Linked DNA regions of Homo sapiens: region 1 is linked to region 2. A link is an interaction called in ENCODE POLR2A ChIA-PET data of the cell type or tissue named here. Cell type or tissue: PC-9. All regions are shown on one strand. Links, peaks and the distances in the headings refer to the core of each region. The heading gives the core; the rest is flanking DNA. Region 1 overlaps PUDP (pseudouridine 5'-phosphatase). Region 2 has its middle 170 kb from the start of VCX3A.

Region 1 (8,670 bases), core at 360-8,359, 400 kb before region 2:
GAGTGAAGTGAAATAGCGCTGCCGACAGGATCTGGGCTCTGTGCTGTGTGCCAGGAGCATAGAGAGCAATGTGAAACAGCTGTTGCCCACAGTGACCTTTCAGAACAGTTTTTGCTGTTAGGGTTCTAGGGATTACTAAGTAAGCTTGGCTGGTTAAGAAGGTCAAAAAAAGCCCAAGGCAACCCCAGCTGTCTGAACTAGCCATTTCAGAAGGCTGAAACCTTTCTGCTGTGAAGGGCTGGATTTCCTAGCTTATGTAGTTCAAAGCTCAGTTTTTAGGATTGCTGTGCTACTTACTGACCGAAAGTTGGTTTTTGGAAATTGACCCTTATTTTCCAATATCTTTCATAAAGCTGGAAATGCTTTCACTAGAAGAAAAGGAGGATCTTATGTTAGAACATATATATATAGCGATGTAAAAGTTTCAGTAGTTACTCTCAAAAGAAGGTCACCAAGGACAACTGTGATTTCATATGTAATGATTCCAGCCTAGAAAATGTTTTTTTCTTGATTTCCATTTAAGAGAGTTGAGCCAATTAACTAATCCTTGCATATGGTATGTTCCATTAAGTTGTCAGTGTTTTTATTCCAAGATGCATGTTTCTTTAAAAGAGCTAGCTTATTAGGGCATGTCTTCATAAGCACTTTACCCTGGCCATGTCCGTGAGAATGCTGTGCATAACTTTCATTGAATTCTACATCTCATTTGATGCAGGCCTAATTAACTATTATTAACTGAGAACTCCAATTTATTGGAATCATTTGCTGCAGTTAACTTGAGAAAGAATGGGGCATGTTTAAGGGTCCTTATTTTTAAATCTCTCTTTCATTACAAACACATTAACATAAGTCTGATTTGGGGGTGACAGAAGGAAATAGGAAAATAAATGTAACTAAACCATAATGGGGTACAATATAAAGGAAAGTAAGTACTGGGATGAATATCATCATAGATTGTTTATTCTTTAATTTGTACTAATTTGTACATTTGTATATGTACAATTAAGCACTTCTTAGTTAAGATTGATATATTTTTAAAATCACAACTTTATAGAGCACAAGTCTTACATGAAAACATAATGCCAGGTCAGTGGCCCTCCACTTGAGCACACATTCAAATCACTGAGAGGGCTCTGTAAAACACACATTGCTAGGTCCCACCCCAGCTTCTGATTCTGTAGATCTGGGGTAGGGCCTGCTGTGTGGTTTGAACGTTTGTTCTCTCTGAAACTCATGTTGAAACTTAATCCCCAATGTGGCAGTATTGAGAGGTGTGGGGTCTCTAAGAGGTGTTGGGTCATGAAGGCTCTGCCCTCATGAATGGACCCTTTCGTTCATGGATTAATAGATTAGTGAGTTGTTGGATGAATGCGTTATCAAAGGAGTGGGACTGCTGGCTTTGTAAGAAGAGGAGGAGGCTGGGCACTGTGGCTCACACCTGTAATCCCAGGACTTTGGGAGGCCGAGGCAGGTGGATCATGAGGTCAGGAGTTTGGGACCAGCCTGGCCAACATAGTGAAACCCCATCTCTACTAAACCCCATCTCTACAAAAAATTAGCCAGGCATGGTGGTGTGCACTTGTAATCCCAGCTACTCGGGAGGCTGAGGCAGGAGAATTGCATGAACCTGGGATGCAGAGGTTTCAGTGAGCTGAGATCACGCCTTTGCACTCCAGCCCTGGCTACAGTGCGAGACTCCGTCTCAAAGAGAGAAAAAAGAAAAAAAGAAAAAGAGAGAGAGAGAGAGAGACCTGAGCTAGCATACTCAGCCCCCTCAAGATGTGATGCTCTGTGCTGCCTCGGGACTCCATGGAGTCCCCACCAGCAAGAAGGCCCTCCCAAAATGTGTCCCCTCGACGTTGGACTTCTCAGTCCCCATAACTGTAAGAAATGAATGTCTTCATACATTACCACGTTTTAGGCATTCTGTTAATAAGCAGCAGAAAATGGAATAAGACAGAGTCCAAGAATATGTAGTTGGACAGCATCTCACTTCATACTGATGCTGCTGGTCCGGGGACCTCATTTCGAGAATCAAGGTGTTTAGGAAACAAGCAGTAGAATATCTTAGATGAACAATACTAGTGGTGTACATTTTAAATAAATTGAACAATTACTGATTAGCTACTATGTACTGTCAAAATGGTTCAGAAAAATGACACCACCACTTCTATCAAAATGTACTGGATGTTGGGTTTTTTAATTAAAGCAACTTCACTTTAAAATGTGGTTTTACACACATTCAAAACACTGCTGACCCTCTTTCCTCAGCTGCCATTAAGGTGCTTAGCCCTTCCGAGGAAGCTAAGGCCTTGTGAAGCTGTCACTCATTGGGTGACTAGCACCCTGCCCGGTGGCACCAGCCCCGCACTCGCCCACACCATGGCCTCCATCTTTGTTTGAGCTCACTTGCATCTACTCGGCCCTCATTCTACAGTGCAGTGTGGTGACCATCACATAAGACCGTCGCCCTCATTAAAGCAGCTAGTGTAAATGGTGAAACTTTTGGGCCTGACCTGTTTGCAAGGGCCTGGCCAGTGTCAACATCGGGAGCCTTTTTGGTAGCATGGGGGCTGGTGGACCTGTACCTACAGGCAGTTCTGCCCCTGTACCATTTCCCCAGCCAGAGTCAACATTGGGAACCTCCTCTGCAGCAGCATGGGGGCTGCTGGACCTGTACCTGTAGGCAGTCCTGCCCCTCCACTGCTGCCCCAGCTGAGCAGAAGGAAGTGCAAGCAAGGAAAGAAGCATCTGAGGGATCTACTTAGGACACGGGCTTTAATCTTTTTGAAGAAACCTCTTTTGTAACATGATCAGTGAAAAGCTGAACTCTTGGCTGGGCACCGTGGCTCACACCTGTAATCCCAGCACTTTGGGAGTCCATAGTGGGAGGATCACTCCAGGCCAGGAGTTCAAGACTAGCCTGGGCAACATAGGGAGACCGTGTCTCTACAAAAAAAATTAAAAATCAGCCTGGTGTGGTGGCGCACACCTGTAGCCCCAGCTACTTGGGAGGCTGAGGCGGGAGGATCACTTGAGCCCGGGGGGTCAGGGCTGCAGTGGGATGTGATCACCCTACTATACTCAGGTGAGACCTTGTCTCAAAAAGAAAAGCTGAACTCTTAAAACGTGCACACACACAGTCAGCTAACATCTTCATAACTGTCAGATTGTGACAATTTGATTCTAACTCAAGATCAGCCTTTCTTGTAGTTTATTTTGTGTCTTTAAGGAACTAGCCTATCTAACACAAAACACTGGCTTTAAGTTTTTTCTCTTTTTTGTAATTGGGAATAAAAATTATGCTCAAGATACATCAAGATTAGTTTTGGAGAAAAAAAGCATTAAGTAGATTCAGTTGTGCAAGATGCACAAAGTGTAACTTCATAAGTAAGCGGTCACAAACTCGGGTTCATAATCCGTTACCCAAAATCTATGGAGCCAGATGTATTTAAATATAGGTTATTTTTAAAAGGTATTAGAATTCATATGTTCCATGACACAGAACGTTCTCAGGCAGCACCCGTAATCAAATCCATTAGTATTTCTATAGGGAAGTGCTTGAAGAGTCGCACTAAGTATGATAAATGTGGACCATTAAAACCACCTCATGCTAGCCCAGTACAGATTTTGCAGTGTTTTCAGAAGCTTTTGGGTTATGGAATTGGGAACAGAGGCTGTGTTTGTTCCTCTGCAGCCCCGGCAATTAAGAAGTGTTTGTGAAGCTGGTTTAATGTGCCTAGCAGGTGTGATGTATTGGTGAATTCCAAATAATTGATAGTTTTGTTTGCTTTTTTTTTTTTTTAAGCAAAATATTTGGTAGGAGGCACTTTAGTTTCTCAAGTTCAATAGCTGTTTGCTCTTACTGGAGCGTTGCTGTTAAGGGAGACAGCAGATCTTGTCAATTCCCTATAACTCACGGTTAACAAAAGCATTCCCTAATGATTCCATATGTTGATGCTCAGAGGTAATTCTGGGCCAAGCGCTCAGAGCACAACACAGATTATTTCACTCCATGGACGCAACCGCCTAGAAGGTGTGTGGCATGACTACATCATTAGGATCCCATTTTAGAGGTGTGCAAGCCAAGGTCCAGCAGGCTTATAAGACCTGCAGTATGAATAGGATCCTCATTTTATAGGTGCTTTACCCAAGGCTGCTAGCTTCCAGAGTTTCCGGCTAGAAAGCTGCAGAGTTGGGGTTTCCCGAAAGACCACCAGGCTTTAGAGGACCTGGCTTCACTGCCTGGGCTGCCTGCCACCTCCCACACCTAAAGCATCTCCCCCCGCCCCACCCCACCCCCAGCTTTAAGGCCACCCCCGCTCTGCAGGTCAGCGGCTATTAAATACATTTCTCCAATAAACATCGTATGTTAGACAGGCTAAGAAACTTGTCCCAGGGCGTGCAGCTGAGCTGGGAGTTTTCTGCAGGTCTCTTGGGTCCCCAAAGCCCTAGGTCTTGTATGAACATGAGGGTAGGAGCAAAATCAGGCCTTCCCATGTGTATTAATGTTACTCTGTTCTCACACTGCTATAAAGAACTTCCCTGAGACTGGGTATTCTGTAGAGGAAAGAGGTTTAATTGACCCACAGTTCCACATGGCTGGGGAGGCCTCGGGAAACTTACAGTCATGGCAGAAGGGGATGGCAAGGCAGCAGGAGAAAGGGGCAAAGGAGGCACTTGCAAACACTTATAAAACCTTCAGATCTCACTATCACGAGAACAGCATGGGGGAAACCACCCCAACGATCCAATCACCTCCCTCCCTCCACACTTGGGGATTACAGTTCGAGATTGTCAGGCCTCTGAGCCCAAGCTAAGCCATCATATCCCCTGTGACCTGCACGTATACATCCAGATGGCCTGAAGCAACTGAAAAACCACAAAGTGAAAATAGCCACTTCCTGCCTTAATGGATGACACTCCACCATTGTGATTTGTTCCTGCCCCACCCTAACTGATTGACCTTGTGACACTCCTTCTCCTGGACAATGAGTCTCAGAAGCTCCCCCACTGAGCACCTTGTGACCCCCACCCCTGCCCGCAAGAGAACAACCCCCTTTAACTGTAATTTTCCACTACCTACCCAAATCCTATAAAACTGCCGCACCCCTATCTCCCTTTGCTGACTCCTTTTTCGGACTCAGTCTGCCTGTACCCAGGTGATTAAAAAGCTTTATTGCTCACACAAAGCCTGTTTGGTGGTCTCTTCACAGGGCTGCATGTAACAGATGAGATTTAGGTGGGGACACAGCCAAACCGTATCACCATATGTGCTTCTTAATGACAGTTGGCTCAAGGTGTTTTCCCCGTAAATAACGCAACTCACAGTTATAAAATTGAAGATAGGTCCCCATTTGCATGGTAAGCAGGTACAGCTCCCTGAGAGAGCAGTTGGGGAGAAACCCTCGCTTTTTATATCTTTGTTGGGTAAAACATCAACCACTGTGCCTCAGGGGCGGACTTAGTGAGCATTTAAGATACATTTTCAGTTATAAAATGTTACTTGATTTGCAGCAATTACCCAGTCTCCGCCTTAGACAGAAACTTAGAGGCCATCGGCCTAGACTTCCTCCAGGCACAGGGCTTCCATAACAGTTGAATTAATTTAAGCCTTAATGCCTCCCATAAGCCCCCGGGAACTCAGGCTGCCTCTGAGGATGAAAACACCCGCCAGTCTTTGGGCCCCAGCCTGGGGCACCCTGTAGCTTCTTCAGAGCTTCCACCTCCCTGCCAGGCTCTCCCCCTCCCCATGCTGCCCTTGCAGCTACTACAGAAGCTGCTCTCAACATGCCACACAGATTCCAGCTGGGAGGAGGGGAGTGGTCACAGTCACAAGGGATATTTTCTAATTCTCCTAAGGAGGGTAGTAGTGTATGTGGCCCTAGCATGTTAAAAACAATATGACCTTTCCTGGTAAAAAGGACCCTGAAGCAATGTTAAAGCTGCAAGCTTGTTAGTAAGCAGGGAAGAATATCCATCTGATGGCCCTAGTGCAAGTGTTTTATGCTCCTTTATTTTATTTCAGCATTTTTCCTTTCACAACGCTGTCCCTTTAAGTGTGCCATCATCAACAGCTGTAGTTATCATTTGATCTGAGGAGTTTAATTACTTGTTTAGATCCTTTCTTATTCCACGGATTTAGGATTATTTTATCTAAATGGTGAGGAAAAGTGTCTGTCTGCACAGTCCCCTACAGATTTATAATCCCACAGTTCTGTGTCTTTTAAATTAAAAGCTCCATGACATTTTAAGCTTTAAATAAACACTGTTGGAAGCATTTTTAGAGGATACAGCTGTTTTCCTGCCTTTGTCCACACTCCTTTCTTCCTGTTCGCACACTCGCCTTAGTCAGAGTTCCACGGAGCACCTCCATCGTCCTGCCTGCCCTCTGTTCTGTTCCTTCACTCGGCTTTTCAAACCCGACAGTGGTGTCTCACTTGTTCGATGCCTGCAGTTTCCTTTTGTCAATCTTCCTCTCTCAACTACTAGAACAAACACTCAAGGAAGTAAAATGTGCCGCCTCACTGCCAATCCGTCCATCTCCTTGCCCTGAGAGCCTTGGCTCTTTCTCCCCCTCACAGAGAAGAAGAAAATAAAAGGAGCGCTCATGCCTGGGTAACCCTCCCTTAGAGGAGGCTTTTCACCACTCAGCTGTTGAGGAGGAGGGTGGGCCAGCCCTTCCTTCTGTTCTGCAGCTTCTGTAGGGAGACCGAGTGCAGGATGGAATCCAGGAAGCCTTGAGTTACTCAGGTTGTTACTTGAACTTCGACTTCTACAAACCAGCCCAGACTTTTCTAAGAGTCCTGTCTTTTGTACTCTCCTAAAGGGCTTTGAGCCCTCCATTCAGGGATTGGGCCTTCACAGTCTGCAGTATCCAGAACGGTGGAGGTTCTGAGGTTTGTTTGGTGTGTTTTACAGCAAACTTAATAAAATACAGCTTGTGGCCAGGCGCAGAGGCTCATGCCTTAATCCCAACACTGGGAGACCGAGGCTGGAGAATCACTTGAGGCCACCAGTTTGAGACCAGCCTGGGCCACAGGGCAAGGCATCCCATGTCTACAAACAAAAAAATAAATGAAAAAAATACAGCTTGTGGTAGAAAAGCAAGGAGAAAAATATTATAGTGCTGAAAATGAAATGGCACCTGCAGATGCAGCTGTGGGTGGATTTGCCAAGAAAAGCAGAGAAAGAACAGAGGAGGGCTCTTCTTGTTGCTGTTAGCAGTCAAAACCAGAGTATCCATCAGGAGGTGGAGAAGCCAGGGGTCTTCTGCAGGGAAGAGGGCCACAGAGGGGGTCAGTGCACAGGGGGAGGAAGGAAGATGGGGAGTGCAGGGCAGGGGCCACCCAAAAGCCCAAGGAAGAGCCCAGTCCACAATAACCAGCCTCTCCTGGTCTCCAGTGTCCACAGGGTGGACTGGGCCCAGCCTCAGCCCCATCCCAGGAGGAAGAGCCAGAGAGTTCCCCAGGCAAGTGCAGTGAGCCCTGGGACCAGGAGAGAAGCGTGCACAGAGGCAAAGTCCACACCGTGGCAGCCAAAGCAGTCAGTGAGCCCAGTCCTCTGAGTATAAGGCGGCAAGAGCCCTAGCCGATGCTGCAGGTGCAGTCAAGAGATGCAGTTTGGATGCTGCTGAAGGAACATGATACAGGGCCACACGGAAAACTTTTTCTCAAGACAGCAGCACTCTGCCCTTGGTTCATTCAGGAATTTTGCATATAGGTGGTGGATATGATTGACTGCCCAGGCCTTGTGTCTACACAGATGACCATTCACCTTCTGTGAGAAAGATGCAGGAGACAAAGCACAGGTGGCCCTACCATTGCAGCGGCTCACAAGAGACCTTCCCGGCCTCCTCCATGTGTGACACAGCGAATCCTGCCGTGTGGTGCAGGCAGCTCTCTGCATGCCTATCTGGGAGGAGCAGATATTTTGGAGTTAAAACCTGCCCTAACTCTCTTTTTTTTGAAGACATAATTTCGCTCTTGTTGCCCAGGCTGGAGTGCAGTGGCACGATCTTGGCTCACTGCAACCTCCGCCTCTTGGGTTCAAGTGATTCTCCTGCCCCAGCCTCCTGAGTAGCTGGGATTACAGTCACATGCCACCATGCCCAGCTAGTTTTTTGTATTTTTAATACAGACGGGGTTTTGCCATGTTGCCCAGGCTGGTCTTGAACTACTGAGCTCGGGCAGTCCTCCTGCCTTGACCTCCCAAAGTGCTGGGATTATAGGCGTGAGCCACCGCGCCCGCCCCATAACTCTCCTTTAGTCGCAGTTCATACCTTGCCAACTTTCAAAACACATCGAGGCAATTACAGACAAGCATGCATACCTATGTGCATGTAAGCATGTGAACATACATAGGAGTATGAAGACTTACATGCCTCTTGGATACACATAGCCTTCTCTGTGCGTACACGTTACTTCCCTCAGTGTGTCCTGGGTCTCCCAGATACTATCTTACAGGGAAAAAAACTAGTATTTAGGGATGATTATTGTATTTGTTTATGTCATTGTGGGACAGTTAAAGGCCATTGAGATCGCCTGCTCTTTTCAGGACTTCTTGTTGGGTCCAGCTGTACAGATTCAAGGTAGACTACGTCCTGCTAATGCTGCTCCACACCCTGTGGGAAGGTTTCAGTGCTAAATCTAGAACAGGTGGTCAGTCTCC
Region 2 (8,670 bases), core at 420-8,419:
CATCATGCCCAGGTAATTTTTGTGTATTTAGTAGAGACAGGGTCACACCATGTTGGCCAGGCTGGTCTGGAACTCCTGGCCTCAAGTGATCCACCCGCCTCAGCCTCCTAAAGTGCTGGGATTACAGGCATGAGCCACTGTGCCCGCCCCTTTTGGTGTTTCTTATGCAGAATTGCAAGGACCCAGGGAAGACTTAGTAGCATGGGGCTTTTGACTTTCTTGAGTTTTGGAGTCCTGATCCTGTGAGGGCTGCTTCCACAGTATATGGCTCCCCAGAATCCCCAAGATGAACATGGTGAAGGTGCAGGACCCTTGTTCTTCTAGCCAAAATCATTGAACCGCTTCATCTTACTGCCTGTTGCCTAGAGAGATGAGGAGCTCCTTATCATTGCCCGACTTTAAGCTCTCATGATTTGTATATTCCAAAGCACTGTTTCCAAAATTCCCACTAGAATTTGGCTCATAGGCTGGGCGTGGTGGCTCATGCCTGCAATCCCAGCATTTTGGGAGACTGAGGCGGGCAGATCACTTGAGGTCCGGAGTTGGAGACATTCTGGCCAACATGGCAAAAACCCGTCTCTACTACAAATACAAAAATTAGCCAGGCATGGTGGCACATGCCTGTAATTCCAGCTGCTCCAGAGGCTGAGGCTAGAGAATTGCTTGAACCTCGCAGGCAGAGGTTGCAGTGAGCTGACATTACGCCACTGCACTACAGCCTGGGCGACAGAGTGAGATTCTGTCACACACACACACAAAATAAATAAATAGATAAATATTAAAATAAAATAAAATGTGGCTCCTTGAGGGCATTGCATCCTTTGGTTCCCTAGCCCTGCACCAATAGGTGGCATGCAGTTATTTTGTGGATGTGGAGAGCAGTTTAGAGATGAGTCAACTCCAGCCAGAGAGCCCGAGTATGCTGACTCCAGGAAAGAAACATTGAATGCTGCACATGCTGTAGATTGACAGTCTGAGGATGCGACTATAGGTGATCAAATGTAAAAGCAGAATATTGGCTGTGCCTGAGGCACCCAGGCCCTGTGAGCTGGACACAGTGGAGAAGCAGTGCTTCCTGGCTTTGAGAGCACAGCAGGGAAGGTCCCATAAGCTGCGGTGAATTGGACACAATGAAGGCTTTGTGCAGCCCCACGTGGACCAGAATTTACTAAGGAGACAAAGCCTAAATCTCTTCCTTAGCTAATGTTGTGCTCAGAGAACACTACCCCAAAACGAAGGCCTCAGAAGAAGCCTCGGAAGGAAAAGTTTCTTCCTCACCTTCTCCTGCCCTCCTGTCTGTCAGTCCCATTCTCCCTCCAGGCCTCATAAAAACTAGAATTTCTCCTCCCCAAGGTGGTTCATAGAAACCAGAGCCCCTTTTGCCCCAAAGCCAGACATAAAACCTAAAATAGGACTCTAACTTACCCTCCATCACCTCTCAGTGTCAAAACTGGCCGTAAAGAAATCCTCTGATCTACCTGGTTTGACTGTAGATCCTAAGACCCGCATTCCAGAGAGGGTCTCGCAGCACACCCGGAAGGAAGGAGCGCTGCTCAGAGAGAGAAGCAAGAAGAATCTACACAGACAGGCCTGGCGGGGTTTCCACCCTCAGTCCATTTGCTTTAGATCAGGCCCTTTTCCTCCGATGCTATTTCTACATGGATTTTGTTCATACCTGCTTGAACCTAAGCATAACAATGCACAGTTTCCCTCGTATCTTTGGGTCTTCAGTCTGAAGGCTCCCATGTCACATAAAAATGTTATAAAATAAATGTTTGCGCCATTTCTCCTATTAATCTGCCTCTTGTCAGTGATTTTCAGTGAAACTTCAGAGGGGGAAGGGGATGTTTTCTCTTGTCCCTGACATTCTCAGTGATATTTCCTTCCAGTTGGGACATTTCCACAAAACGGAATTTACATACGTGATCAGTGCAGCTCCACACTTTTCCCCCCTTTCTCCATGGAACCCAGTCTTCAATTGATGAGCTGTGTACTTTGAAGAGATTTACAACAATGAGGCTTTGGGTGTGTCACAACCTCCAGCTATGGAGGAAAACTGGGACGTACACAGTGTTTCTTATTGGCTTCGGAGGAAATTGGATAATCAAAAATAATTATAAATGAAACAAACACACAGAAAAACCCCAGACCTTTGGCACACAGTTATGTGCTCCTACTGTTTGGTCGAGTGAGCAGAAGGTGATTTTATTCTGCGAAATCCAGCGTCAGCAGCTCCTGCACTATTTGGAATGGCACGTCTGACATCCACCACAATGAACAGATGGTGTTAATAGTTCATTTAGTTGCATTTAATAATAATGACACTGCCAAAGTGTTGCTCCTTGAACATTTGACGCCAACCATTTCTGCTGGGTCTAGACTGATGGGAACAGGCGGCTGACTTAGGGGATGTGAGTCCTGAGAGGTCACAGCAATGCAGTCCATGAAGAGTGAGTGAGGCTTGCTTTCAAGACTCACCTCTATTTAACTCTGGGAATGGAGTGGAAGGGTGGCGAGGTCTTCAACTTAGCTACAGTTTTATAGTTTACACTGCATTGCCAAGCAGTGGTTTAATGCATGGGTCAAAGTCAACTGCCCTGTTTCGAGGTGTTACCTGCTTCCAGCTGCAGCTGAGTCTGTCTTGAATTGGTCAGATGATATGGACGATTATATCATTAGTGTGGACTGAAGATTGGGAGTGATTAGAACATTTTGTGCTTAGAGTGTGCTAGGCTCCCAAATTCAGCTTTCATTTGTTTGTTTTTGTTTGTTTGTTTTGTTGTTGTTGTTTTTGGACAGGTTCTTGCTCTATCGCCCAGGCTGGAGTGCAGTGGCACTATCTCGGCTCACTGCAGCCTCCACCTCCCGGGTTCAAGTGATTGTCCTGCTTCAACCTTGTGAGTAGCTGAGATTACAGGTGCCCACCACCACGCCCGGCTAATTTTTGCATTTTTAGTAGAGATAGGGTTTCACTATGTTGGCCAGGCTGGTCTCGAACTCCTGACTTCAAGTGATCCACTTGCCTTGGCCTCCCAAAGTGCTGGGATCACAGGTGTGAGCCACCACACCTGGCCCAAATTTAGTTTTTAAAACGTCCAGTTTCTCTGGTTGTGCCTTAGGTTTGAGAAAATAAGGAAACTTTACAAATAAAATGTATCTAAGTCCCTGACTTAAAAGCGAATTGTCCAACAGATGATGGAAATACATCACCCTATAGTCTGAGCATAAAATTACATCATTTTAAGAACATCAGTCAGAAATACTCAATTCCACTCAAGCAACTTTTGTCGAATGTCCAAGGAAGGAGGGGGCTGAGACTTCTCACCAATGTCACTTTGAATTCAGAGACTGTCAATGACTCTCGTACTAAACCCAGTGATAAACGCTTCGGGTGATGGAGGCACCATTGTTGAGTGAGGGATTCCTTTTGTCTGGGAGATCAAGAAAGATTTTCCAAAGCAGATGGACTAAAAGCTGGACTTTAACGGATAAGTGGACTTGAAGATAGAAGGGGAGTGGAGTGGAAGGACATTTGGGACTGGAGGATGGGTATAAGGGCCTGAGAGTGTGTGATTTATCAAGAGAATCATGAATTAAACAGAAGTGTGATCAGAGCACAGGGCACAATAACACCACGTGTTGGGAGGTAAGATTAAACAGCAAGTGAGAGACCAGACCCTGGAAGATCCTGTGTGCTATGCTAAATACCTTGGGTTTTATTTCACAGGCAATGCAATCTCAATGGGGATTTGAAGTGGGGGGAGTGACATTTCCTAATCTAAATCTTCTAAGAGGATGATTCTAGCAGCTTTACCGTAAAGCCTTGGAGTGATGTGCTCTTTTTCAGATCTTCCAATTCCCTGAGCCATGCTCATCTGTTCAGTGTTTTCAGAGAACAAACTCTACATGCACTGTCTTGCTTAGAAGTGTGTTCAATATATATACCTGTGAGCACAGGTGGCTTCATCTAGGGTAGCTCTTGCCTTGAGGTCTCTGCTGTGTTTAAAACTGAGTAGATTAGTCACTACCACTAATTGCAGCACAGTTTAGAGGGTGTGGCAGGAAGACAGCATTAGGCTGGTCATACCTTTAGACGTTTAAGGGACAGTTCTTCTCGGAGAAACGAGGATTTCTGGGACCTCAGCCAGAGCTTGTTCCTTGATGCTATTCATCCTCAGAGGGTTGTCTTGGGACCTTGGTCATGGAGATCCTGGCAATAAATGGACCATGATGAAAACAACGGCAGCCAAAGAAACCGATACATTATTTATTTGCAAAGGTCATTTTCATTTGATGAAATGATAAAGAACCAGGAGAAGGAGTTACATTTTCTGTCATTGCTAAATAATCTAGTTGATGTGAGCGGTATTAGCATACAGGCTAATGTCAAAATGCAGCTAATTTTGTATGCAGTACATTTTCCCAGAGGCCCCAAGGATTCCACAGATACAATCTCATTAATCTCCTCAGCATTTCTTTGGAGCTACCTGACAGCCATGGGCCATGGTTTATAGATTAAGGAAGCAAAAGGGAGACACCAAGTGTCCTACCTCGGGCTGCAGAGGCTTTTTCTACCCTGGCAGAGAGACAAGTCTTATTTTGGAAAATTCTCTCAACACAGCCCTTCTCACACTGCTTGGGGCATCCTTGCTTCCCAAATGCTACCAGAGGCTGTTGGCATTTCAGAAGAATTCTTTCTATGAGGGTGACAAAAAGATGACTCCCCCATTCAGGAATGTGGAAACAGACAGGCTATTCTTTCTTTAGGGCATCTCTCCTTGGTTGGTCCTTGTTTTGAGTTACTAAAAGTATTTTAAGAATTCAACTTGTTTTTTGAGGGGGTTAGGGTGGGAAGTGCATTTTCTGGGTAATCCAGCCAGGATTGCAGGAAATCCCACCCAAGTTTCTTGCTTTAAAGGAGCTTCGTCGAAAATTAACAGTGACATTGTGAAACAGGGCTCAACCGTGGAAAATAATATGGATTATGATGATAGGTGCTTCTCCACAGTTGCTACAAGGTTATAAAAGAAAGTGCCAACTTCATAGGCTGCCATTAAATTGTGTTTCCAACCATGTTTCTTGTTACTCTGTTGCAATCCATCCTGTGCTCTAAAGCAGGGATGCCCAAGCCCCAGCCACTGACGGGTCTGTGGCCTGTTAGGAACCGGGCTGCACAGCAGGAGATGAGTGGCGGGCTAGTGAGGGAAGTTTCCTGTGCATTTACAGCCGCTCCCCATCACTCACATTACCACCTGACCTCTGTCTCCTGTCAGATCAGTGATGCCATTAGAGTCTCATAGGAGTGCGAACCCTGTTGTGAACTGCACATCCAAGGGATCTAGGTTGTGTGCTCCTTATGAGAATCTAATGCCTGATGATCTGTCACTTTCTCCCATCACCCCCAGATGGGACCGTCTATTTGCAGGAAAGCAAGCTTAGGGCTCCCACTGGTTATACATGATGATAAGTTGTATTTCATTATATATTACAATGTAATAATAATATAAATAAAGTGTACAATAAATATAATGCACTTGAATCATCCTGAAATCATGCCCCTGTATCCCCACTGCAGTCCATGGAAAAATTGTCTTCCACAAAACCAGTCTCTGGTGGCATAAAGGTTGGGAACTACTGCTGTAGAAGGATGCACCCAGCCACAGGTCTGAGTGTGGTGCACTGCTTGGAATCCTCTAGTAGAATTTTTTACTAGTGAAGGACCCTCTAGTAGGATTTCTTCCTCTTTGCATGGGAGAAAAAATTTCCTCTACTTTCTTGGGTTGTGTGGATGAGCTTGCAACACAAACTGGCAAAAGACAAATTAACAGGAGAAAATCATAGATATTTTACTTGATGCTAAGCTTTATGTTACATTGTTGGTTGGTGGTGTTGGGGGGTGCTTCACAAAGAAAAGATCCCTCCTCATCCCCCAAGAAGCACCTAGACTTGAACGCTTTTATACCATTCAAAGAATGATACACTTGTAGACAAGTGACACAACAAAGGACAAGGGTTTTTGGACTTTTTAGGGGCTGTAAATGGTGGGAAGGTGAATATAAAGGGGATGCTGATGGTTGATGAGGGTCATTTGGTAAGGTGTGTTTATTAGATTCTTTTTGGTGCCATCTTGCCCCTGGTCGGGAAGAAGGGAAGCAAGGCAAAATTTGTTTTGCTTTTAGGCAGCTGGCAAAGGGCAGAGAGCCTCATTGTGTGTCTGCCTTTTCTCAAAATAATCCTTACATCACAGTGGCATATTTTGGGTGTCGTATTCTGATCTTCTCCACCTTCACGGCACCTCACTTTTCTTTTGTGTATTGAATTCCACCCATCCTTTAAGAAATTATCATATATGATGACTGATGTCTACTCTGGTAATCTTTTAGAAGTTGTGGTAAAATATACATAACATAAAATTTATCATTTTAACCTATTTATTTACTTATTTTAGGGACTGGATCTCTCTCTATCACCCAGACTGGAGTGCAGTGGCACAATCGTGGCTCACTGCAGTCTTGAACTCCTGGCCTCAAGAGATCTTCCTGCCTCAGCCTCCTGAATGGTTGCGACTACAGGTGAGAGCCTGGCTCATTTAACCTTTTAAAAGTGCATGGTTCAGTGGCATTAAGTACATTCCCCTTGTGCAATTGGTACTCCCATTCACTTCCAGAGCTTTTTTCTTTTCCCCAAAGTGAAACTCCATAACTATTCAGCAATAACTCCTCATCACTCCTTTCCCACTTCCCCAGCCCTTGGTAACCACGAATCTACTTTTTGTTTCTATGAACTTGACTATCCTGGGTACCACATGGAAGTGGAATCATACAATATTTGTCCTTTTGTGTCTGGCTTGTTTAACTTGGCATGATGCTTAGTTCACATGGTGTGATGTCCTCTAGGTTCATCCATGTTGTAGTATGTATCAGAATTTCATTCCCCTTTTAAGGCTGTATTATATTCCATTGTGTACATACACCACATTTTGTTTATTATTTAAGTAATCTGAATTTGTTTGTTTGTTTTGTTTTAAACTTTCTATGCTGATATTGTATTCCTCTGACAATTAAAATAATGGAATTGCAGAAGACACTCATCCTGTTTTGCCAATATTTCATGTGTGAATATACGGTTAACCTTGAAATAGTAATTGGTGCTTTCTAACTGAATGTTTATTAATTTCTTTTGCAGAGGCACAATTCTATTTAAGTGAATTTAAGGAAATAACAGAACAAGCCAAAGTCCTTTGTGATGGTTAATTTTAGGTGTCGACTGAATTAAGAGACACCTACATGGCTGGTTAAGCATTGTTTTCGGGTGTGTCTGTGAGGGTGTTTCCAGAGGAGATTGGCATAGGAGTTGGTGGACTGAGTGGTGGAAATTCTCCCTCAGTGTGGGTGGCCACTGTCCAGTTGGCTGCGGCCCTGAATGGAAAACAGTGAGAAGACAGGTGAATTCTTCTCACTTCCAGAGCTGGCACACCCTTGTGATTCTGCCTTTGGACCTCAGAACTCCAGGTTCTCCAGCTTTTTAACCCCAGGACTTGCATTAATGCCCCACCGGTCTCTCAGGCCTTCAGTCTGGGACTGAGAATTACACCATTAGCTTGCTTTGCTCTGAGGCTTTCAGACTTGAACTGAGCCACACTGTAGGTTCCTGTGGGTCTACAGGTTGGAAAAGGCCTCTCATGAGACTTGTCAGCCTCCTTCATCATGTGAACCCATTCCCATAATAAATCCCCTTCTACATCTCTACCTCTGCCTATCTATTTATCTGTCTATCTATCTATCTATCTATCTATCTATCTATCTATCTCATGTATCTATGTAGCTATCTTGTCTATTTCATCTATGTATCTCATCTCTCTCATGTATCTAATCTATCTTATCTATTTCATCTATCATTTATCTGTCTCATCTACCTTGTCAATCTACCTATCTCATCTCTCTATATATATCTCTCTATCTCCTCTATCTATCCTATCTATCATCTATCTAACTACATACGTACCTACCTATCTTATCTATCTATCTGTCTATCTCATCTGTCTTATCTATCTCATCTATCTCTATTTCATCTATCATCTATCTAATTTATCTAATCCATTTTATCAATCTACCTATCTCATCTATCTATCCTATCTAGTCTATTTCATCTATGTACCTCATCTCTCATATCTCTGTCTCGATCTCATCTATTTCAGCTATCTCATCTCTCTATCCCTATCTATCTCATCTCTCTATTTAATGTGTCTAATCTATTTATGTACTGATCTAATCTGTCTACTTATCTATCTCATTTATCTATCTCTCTAATCTATCTAATCTATTTCATCTATGTACCTCATCTCTCATATATCTATCTTTCTCTCATCTACTTCATCTATCTATCACATCTGTTTATCTCTAGCCATCTCATCTATCTATTTAATGTATCTTATCTATCTTTGTTTTTTTGTTTGTTTGTTTTAGACGGAGTCTCGCTTTGTCGCCCAGTCTGGAGTGCTGTGGTGCGATCTTGGCTCACTGTAAGCTCTGCCTCCCGGGTTCACTCCATTCTCCTACCTCAGCCTCCCGAGTAGCTGGGACTACAGGCACCCGCCACCACGCCCGACTAATTTTTTGTATTTTTAGTAGAGACGGGGTTTCACCGTGTTAGCCAGGATGATCTCAATCT

The links. Peaks named below come from ENCODE experiments on the same cell type or tissue, not always from the same donor. Only the 100,000 strongest peaks of a DNase experiment are listed, where the experiment ranks them.
Region 1: POLR2A ChIA-PET joins it to region 2 with 10 read pairs; 2 of 35 experiments call an interaction of 5 or more read pairs at or near these places.

The regions. Positions count from the first base shown.
Region 1 is chrX:7,107,127-7,115,796 of GRCh38, reverse strand. The region is part of intron 1 of PUDP (pseudouridine 5'-phosphatase); the gene reads left to right. Among named protein-coding and RNA genes, the nearest start is that of STS, 36 kb to the left of the region's middle. RefSeq lists enhancers at 4,766-5,015, 5,026-5,075, 6,346-6,395, 6,546-6,615. In PC-9, for the core only: no CTCF peak of the experiment used is centred there; a DNase peak (open chromatin) is centred at 4,926; H3K27ac peaks cover 2,184 bases.
Region 2 is chrX:6,704,245-6,712,914 of GRCh38, reverse strand. It overlaps a transcript of PUDP not described here. Among named protein-coding and RNA genes, the nearest start is that of VCX3A, 170 kb to the right of the region's middle. In PC-9, for the core only: no CTCF peak of the experiment used is centred there; DNase peaks (open chromatin) are centred at 4,064 and 4,724; H3K27ac peaks cover 1,300 bases.